2 separate regions of the Homo sapiens genome follow, and region 2 is linked to region 1. The links are chromatin loops, found by intact Hi-C in ENCODE. Cell type or tissue: natural killer cell. All regions are shown on one strand.

Region 1 (4,000 bases):
AGTGGAATTCCGCACTTAGTATCTTCTCTAACAACTTTTGAGCATCTTTTTAAATCTCTCCAAGGTTATTTAGACAATAAGAAATTTCTAAAGAAAAGGTAGATGGTGAGGAATAAGGCTTCAACTGTTGACTTAAAAGTGTTAAGTGTTCCTTCATAATTTACCTGGCTTGTTAATGGCAGAGACAGTAACTAACAGGGTTACAGAAAGGGAGATGTCACAATGGTGTGGTTACCCTTCATGTTCTTCATGGGTTAAAGAACAGGGGTTGTCTCTACTCCCTACTGCATGAGCTACTGAACTTTGAATGGAGTGGAGAAAGAAAAAACAAAAAACTATCTGTCTCATGTTTCTTCCATAGTCAATTGATATCCTAACATCTCAAAGTTCAGTGTGAAACAAATACCAGAATGAATTCCATAGCTAGCTGTAGAATAATGATGACAAGACTATTTCCATATTATGGCTGAGGAATTTTAAGTATTATGAAAGTCAATGGGTTGCCCATTCTTTCTTTCAATAAATATTCATTAAGCTCCTCCTATATACCCAGAACTGGATACCAAGGCAAACAAAGCAGGCATAAAGCTTATTGGCTACTGAGCGAACAGTCATAAAATAAAAAATAAGCACAGAAATATATCTAAAATCACAAATTATGATTTGTGATGAGAGAAAAAGTATACGATAGTGTAAAGAAACATAACAGAAGGGATGGCATAACCTACATGGTGGGTCCGATCCGTCCTTTCTGAAGGAGTGATCCTTATGCTGTGAGCCAGAAAAAAAAAGCGAGAGGCAAGCAGGCATCAAGACCAGCCTGAAGGCCCCAAGACTGGAAAGTGGGTGGCCAGTATAGAAGAGGAAGGACAAAAGAGGGGGTCAAGGGGAAAGGCAAGGGCAGACTATGTGACCTTCTAAGCCATGGCAAGAACTTTGAACTTGATTCTAAGTACAGTGAGAAGCCATGGAAGAGTTTTTGTTTGTTTGTTTGTTTGTTTTGTTTTTTTGAGAAGGAGTTTCGCTCTTGTCACCAGGCTGGAGTGCAGTGGTGCTATCTCGGCTCACTGCAACCTCCGCCTCCCAGGTTCAAGTGATTCTTCTGCCTCAGCCTCCCAAGTAGCTGGGACTACAGGCGCCAGCCACCACACCTGGCTAATTTTTTATTTATTTTTTATTTTTTTGTATTTTTAGTAGAGACGGGGTTTCACCATGTTGGCCAGGATGGTCTCGATCTCTTGATCTTGTGATCCACCCACCTCGGCCTCCCAAAGTGCTGGGATTATACACATGAGCCACTGAGCCCGGCCCATCAAAGAGTTTTAAACAGGGAAGAGTTGTGATCTAATTAACATTTTAAAAAATGTATCCCACTAATTGTGGAAATGGATTGGACAAGGGTGAGAGACTATTTACTGAAGTTACTGTAAAAGATGATTGAATAGAGTCTAGGGAGGTTTAAATCCCAGTTACCATAACTCAAACCACAAAGGCCTGTTTCTAAAAAAAATCATTACTTGTGATTTATAATCTAAAAAAACAGTATGCCATTTTATTAAGCAGAGTCATATTTTTTCAAATGTCTTATCAACTAAGATGACCCAAAGTCATGGGGGTTGGTTCAGGGCAATGCAATTTCTAGCTGGCATTCCTGGCCATCGTTTTCTACTTTCCAGGTTTTCCAAGAATAGTGGTTGAGAGGGGTAGTCAAAATTGGGGAATAAATATATAGGTCATTTGTATCTGATTCTCCCACCCAGCCTCAACCTCACTACACAGCAACAGCAACAAATGTCAGTGGCAGGAAGTACACAACAAGAAGAATTAACCACAATTTTTTTAATCCAAACTTACAAACATAGTCAGTCACACATACACATACAGTTGGTTTGAAGTGGAGTGAGGGGCGGTAGCCAGCCTTCTTACTTTTTAACCAATAGGATCTCATGTTAGCCATCAAAGCAACAGACTTTCAGTCAGTTGACCTTTCATGATAGAGGGTTTTGTGGGGAGAAGAGAGAGAAAGGAGAGAAAAAAAATTGAGGTTTTTGCATCATTTGTCATTCTAATAGTTGAAGACTGAATCAGTCTTATGTTGCAGACACATTAATTTGATTAAGATACAATCCATGGGTCATTCAGGCATGTAAAGTACTCTTGCTTAATTGCAAAATTAACAATAGAATAGGATAAATCATTACCAAACTGGAGGTTGTTCTGGGACTCATGGACTTTTTCCCTCACTCAATTCATTTTCTCCATCTAAAGTTCTTTTTGACACTTTGTTAAAGGAAAAATCGGGGCTAAGGCAACAGTAAGTGGCAAACCAACATTCAATTCTCAAGGCATTAGTTGAGGGACCTCATGCTCTCTCAGAACAGGAAATGCCGGTAGACCCATCTTACAAAAAGGATCGAAGAGTCCCTTCAGCTCCAAAGAGTTCATAACCATCTCATGATTCACAGAACTGTAGGAAGTTATCCAATGCCTCAAGACATCCACTCTGAAACCTGAAGCCTAAGATCCTAGTTTCCATTTTTATTATATAACTCCTTGTCTGCCATCTCATTTCTTTTCAGGAGCAGCCTAATTTTCAGGCCCTGAGCAACTTTTAGTCAAAAAATATCTACTATATTCCAGGCACTGTGGTAAGTGATAAAAATATAAAAACAAAGACTGTTCCTGGATCTCAACAAGCATTTCCTCTAGCTTGTCACTGAATTCCCTCCCTTCTGTGACTTCATGAGAGACACCTGGCTACAGCTTGGTGCCCACTGATGTGCTGTAACAGAAGCATGCACAGCACTATGGCAACACACAAAAGAAAATTAATCAAAGAGTAGGTGTGATTTCAGTTGGCCTAAAATTGAATTAGGAGGAGTTGACCATTCAGAGGAGAGAAGAGAGAATTCCCAGCAGAGGGAACAGCATGAATCAAGGTGGGGAAGTGCAGGGATGCAGGGGTTATGTGGTCATTACCCCTGCAAGAAGCAACCAGGTGCTTTCACTTATGTTGACAGGAAGTATCAGTGACCAAACATACAATCCAAATCTGGGAGAGTTAAGCACGAATCCCAGCAATATAGAGAAAGGAATTCTAGACTGGAATTCAGGAGACCCATTGTTCTTCTATCTAGAATATCATGTGACCCTGAGCTGGTGGCCATTTCATCTGAGCCTCAGTATCTTCATCTGCAAGATGGAAGTAAACATTTCTTCCCTATCTATTTTATAAGTCCCTTTGAGGGATAAGTGAGATCATGAACATGATAGGTTTAACTCAATTCAGGAAATGCCCAGCTTAGAATTCTTTATGGTAAGAGTGTAAAGCACTGATATCAAACTGAAGAAGTTATTAGCAGTATTTTAAGTGGGAATTAACATGCTTTATTCAGGAGTCAGCAAGGCATCCAGTGGCTGAAGTGTAGGGAGCATGACTAAGGGTAGCTTGGAGACACCCTTAAATATGCATAGATCTTATTTTTCATTCAACTTAGAAACATGGCTTTAATCCTTTATTTTATTATTTTAATACATAAACAAAACTGGCTCAGAATGAACATTCAAAGTGAAAAATATACCTAAGCATCTAAACCACTTATTCTATGCTTTGCAAATGACTTTGACTGTCACTATACCAAAAGGTTTGCTATCTGAAAATTTATCAGGACGGGTCAGAAGAAAAACAGGTAAAAATTGATTCAGAAAACAAGAGTTTGAAGGAGTCTTCAACCCCTTTCGGCCCTAATGCTTGGTAAGCACCCTGCACACAGTGCTGCAGTCATACCCCAGAACATATAGCCATTTCTCATTTCCGATATGCCAGAGCTGGGCAATGCTGCATGTGGTTCAGAAAGACTGGTGTTTATGTCATGGCTGGGATTGTAGACTATACACTTCCTGCAGGCCTTGTGAGATAAGACAGGGACATTTCTAGAAGAGCTGTCCTCTGGAACCCCAAGCAGTTTGGAGAAAAATCAAAGAGGGAGAGAAACAAGTG
Region 2 (4,000 bases), 170 kb before region 1:
CTTTGAGAGTTTTAGTTTCCGTACCTATAAAATTTGTGAGTAGACTACATCACGGCAGCTGGTAGGTCGGATCTGACCCTCAGATTTCTTTTCATCCTGCCGTATGTTATGGATTGAATTGTGTCCCTGAAAAATTCATATGTGGAAGGCCAAACCTCTTGTACCTCAGAATATGACCTTATTTGGAGATGGGGAGTATACACAGCTGATCAAGTTAAAATGAGGTCATTAGGGTGGGACCTAATCGAATATGACTGATGTCCTTATAAAAGGGGGAAATTGGAACACGGAAACGGGTAGGCTCACAGGGAGAACACCGTGTGAACATGAAGATCATCATCTACAAGCCTAGGAGAGGGATGTAGAGCAGCTGCGTTCTTCCCAGCCCTCAGAAGGATTCCTGCCAACACCTTGATCTTGGGCTTCTAGTGTCCAGATCTGTAAGACACTAAATTAAGCCACCCAGTCTGTGATACTTTGTTATGGCGGCCCTAGCAAATTAAGAGACAGTCATGCTTCACCACATTCCTCACCATTCTCTATTTTCTTCTACCCAGCTGCTTGGCCCATATACCTTATCAGAGAGATTTTTAGGCATTATAGTCTGTCATTTATGGATGAGACCATTCCAAAGTTCTCCTTGAGTGATTCATCATGACTAGTCCCTGAATCTCTTTAATTAAATTAATTAATTAATTAATTTAAGGCTGTCTTGCTCTGTTGCCCAGGCTAGAGTGCAGTGGCTCACTGCAACCCCCGTCTCCTGGGTTCAAGTGATTCTCGTACCTCAGCCACCCAAGTAGCTGGGACTACAGGTGTATGCCACCACGCCCAGGTAATTTTTGTTTTTTTTAGCAGAGATGGGGTTTCACCATGTTGACCAGGCTGGTCTCGAACTCCTGGGCTCAAATGATCTGCCCACCTCAGCCTCCCAAAGTTCTGGGATTACAGGTGCAAGCCACTGCACCTGGCCCCTGAACATCTCATATTCCACAAGAAGGTCTATTTCAGGACTTGGTAGACAGGACTGCATACCCCTAAGCCACTGGTGTGCTGGAAAATGTTTAATTACCAGCTCTTGAGAGGATGGAGATCTCCCCTCTTGTGGTATTTGCTAATTTCCCACCACAGCCAATGTCAAGCTGCCAACATGACCTCACTGAAAGTGGACCAGAGGAGGGGAATGCCATTGGCTGTGGTGAGCTGGGAGGAGCAATTCTGGTACCATGGCCACCAGCAGTCCCAGTGCTCTACAGCCAAGCCCTGAGATCTTTGCACCTGATAGTCTTACGCCTGATCACGTTACTTATTTATTTTATTTTGTTTTTTCTTTTGTCAGACCTGGTCAACAGGAAGTAATTGCCTGAGCTCTTTAAAGCAACTGAGCTGAATGTCAGGAAACTGGAGTCCTAATCCAGGCCCTTTTTTGACTGACTGAGTTGGGATAAGACTTTCTACCTCGAGGATCATCAGGTGCAAAATGAAAAGGTTTGAAAAAATTAGGAGTTTATGGGGTTGGTATCTTGGCCTCCAAATCTCTGAGAGTGGTTGGAGGACAATTAAAGTAGGACTCCTGACCCGTCTTCCACCAAAGGTGCTTTGCTTGTGTATACTTTATATACAACTCCAGATCAGGTTTACCTGGAAGGTGAAAGAAACAGGTTCCACTGATTATTAAACGAAGGAATGAGTGCTGAGGCCCCGTCAGCTGAAATGTTTTCTATTCCTCCATGATTCCAGAACAAAACTCTCAGCCCCACCCATACACTTTAAGAAGGAAGCACAGAAGGGGTGGTTGTGGGAAGGAGAGCTGGCAGGGTGACCAACCCCAAAGAACAAGGCAAGGGAGCCAGACAGGCCAGGAGCACTGGACGGGCCCCTGGGATGCTGCACAATTCCTAGCATGCTTCTTCTAGAAGACTCCTCCAACAATCTCTGTGAAAAGAGAAATATTTTTACCTGCCCTTGGATGGCATTTAGGTCTGGGGTAGAAGGTGGCAGCTGTTTAACAGCCCATGGTAACACTGCACAGCAATTAGGGCAGGAAGTGAAGAAGGCTGTATCACACAGAAACTGCCAAGGTGGAATTGAGGTCAAGAGATTGCAGTTCCTCCAAAGTGAATTCACCCTTCTTCCCACCTGGATGGCCTCTGCCAGTGACTGGGGGATCTAGGGGAGCAAGAGGTGGTTTTCTAAAGAAGAGGGTCCTTCATAAAGGTGTGATACAGCATAGGTACTCGTGGGCAAGGGCAGGGCTTTTGAGAATGCCAGTGCAGAGACCACTCCACTGCTCTTAGGAATCGTGTGTCTAGTGACAATGTGGAGGGGAGGTTGAAGGGGAATCACTGGGCTGGGGAGACCAAGTGGCAGATAAGAGGTGTTGCCTAAGTGACAGACCATACACCTGTCAATCAAGAACAGTGACAGGATGGACTTTGTTCTCAGGGGCCAGGTGTTTCATTAGGGAGTACAATTTCATGCTCATACTTCTCTTTTTGACATTTCCGGCCTCTCCATAGTCCCTGTGGGTTGGATCTGTGCTTGGCAGTTCCTCTGATTGAGGGAAAGACAACCTTTTCTTGTGTGCTGTATTTATACTCAGGCATGAAATAAGACCGAGCAAACGTCATCCCAGAAACCTCAGGCCACTTGAGAGAATTTCGATCTGTAAGTGTAAAAGTAGCACAATGTCTGCCTCTCTCTTCACACTTGGGCAGAGGGGTTTGAGGAGATGATGATGATATTCTAGAGCAGTCAAAGAATTTTAGGGCTAGAAAGGGCCTTGGAGATGGATTTTAGGTCAAAAAGCTTAAAAGACTTATGTTGGCTCTACTTTTTTATTTTTTTTCTTGAGACAGAGTCTTGCTCTTGTTGCCCAGGTTGGAGTGCAGTGGCACAATCTCGGCTCACTGCAACCTCCATCTCCCGGGTTAAAGCAATTCTCATGACTCAGCCTCCCAAGTAGCTGGGATTACAGGCACGTGCCACCACTCCCAGCTAATTTTTTTATATTTAGTAGAGATGGGGTTTCACCACGTTGGCCAGGCTGGTCTTGAACTCCTGACCTCAGGTGATCCACTCACCTCAGCCTCCCAAAGTGCTGGGATTACAGACGTGAGCCATTGTGGCCAGCTGGCTCTACTTTTAACGTATCCAGAATCCAATCGCTTTTCCCCACCTGCAGCTATCCTTCTGATCCAAACTTCCAGCATTTCTTCCTGGAATATTGTGATCACCTACTACCTGCTTCAACCCTTGCTTCTCTCTGCTTCAATCCTGTGCCCCTTAGTATATTCTCAGCACAGTAGTGAAAATAATCCTCTTAAGATGTGCATTGGATAATGTCACACTTCCACTCAAATCCTTGCCTTGGTACCCCATTACTCTTGAGAAAAAAACTCAAGTCCTCAAAATAGCCTACCAGGCCCTACAAGACTCACCCTGTATTGCCTCTCTGACCTTATCTCCCATTACTCTCCCAGGTACTCCAATAGCTGACCACACTGCTCCAGCCACACTGGCCTCCTTGTTGTTCCTAGGATGTGCTCCTATTTTAGTCCTTTGCCCTCCCCTGGCACACTCTTCCTACAGACATATGCTCAGTTCACAGTCTCCTCTTCTTCAAGCCTGCTCATGTCTCACCTTCTCCCCCAGGCCCCACCTTGACCATGCTATTTACATATCAGCCTGCAAGTTGGTACCTGTTCCCCACTCCAAATCTGGGACTTCTGCTCCCCACCCCTCCATGCTGCTCTACTTTTTTTCCCCATAGGACTTAGCACCTCCGAACACAGCAGACAATTTTCATATTTATTGTGTTGATTAATATTTGCCCTTGCCTGCTAGGATATAAACTCAACAAGGGCAGAGATTGTCCTCTCTTATTGACTGAGGTATGGCTGCTGCCTAGTGAACCTGGTTGCATGGAAGAGAAGGTAATTAAAGAGAATGTAACTTTAAATAAAATTATTTTGAAGTAGTTTCAAACTTACAGAACAGT

What was found. Hi-C counts contacts between places; a loop is a spot of excess contacts. Peaks named below come from ENCODE experiments on the same cell type or tissue, not always from the same donor. Only the 100,000 strongest peaks of a DNase experiment are listed, where the experiment ranks them.
Region 2: it touches region 1 in a loop (9-fold over the local background); 1 of 110 quality-filtered maps calls a loop at or near these places.

The regions. Positions count from the first base shown.
Region 1 is chr3:187,992,449-187,996,448 of GRCh38, forward strand. It overlaps LOC107986166 (a long non-coding RNA gene), which reads right to left. Exons shown (of 5, transcript XR_001741061.2): 5 at 1,825-4,000. Among named protein-coding and RNA genes, the nearest start is that of LINC01991, 18 kb to the left of the region's middle. In natural killer cell, no CTCF peak of the experiment used is centred here; a DNase peak (open chromatin) is centred at 1,823; H3K27ac peaks cover 2,039 bases.
Region 2 is chr3:187,826,730-187,830,729 of GRCh38, forward strand. No RefSeq gene overlaps it. Among named protein-coding and RNA genes, the nearest start is that of BCL6, 83 kb to the left of the region's middle. In natural killer cell, no CTCF peak of the experiment used is centred here; a DNase peak (open chromatin) is centred at 2,462; H3K27ac peaks cover 935 bases.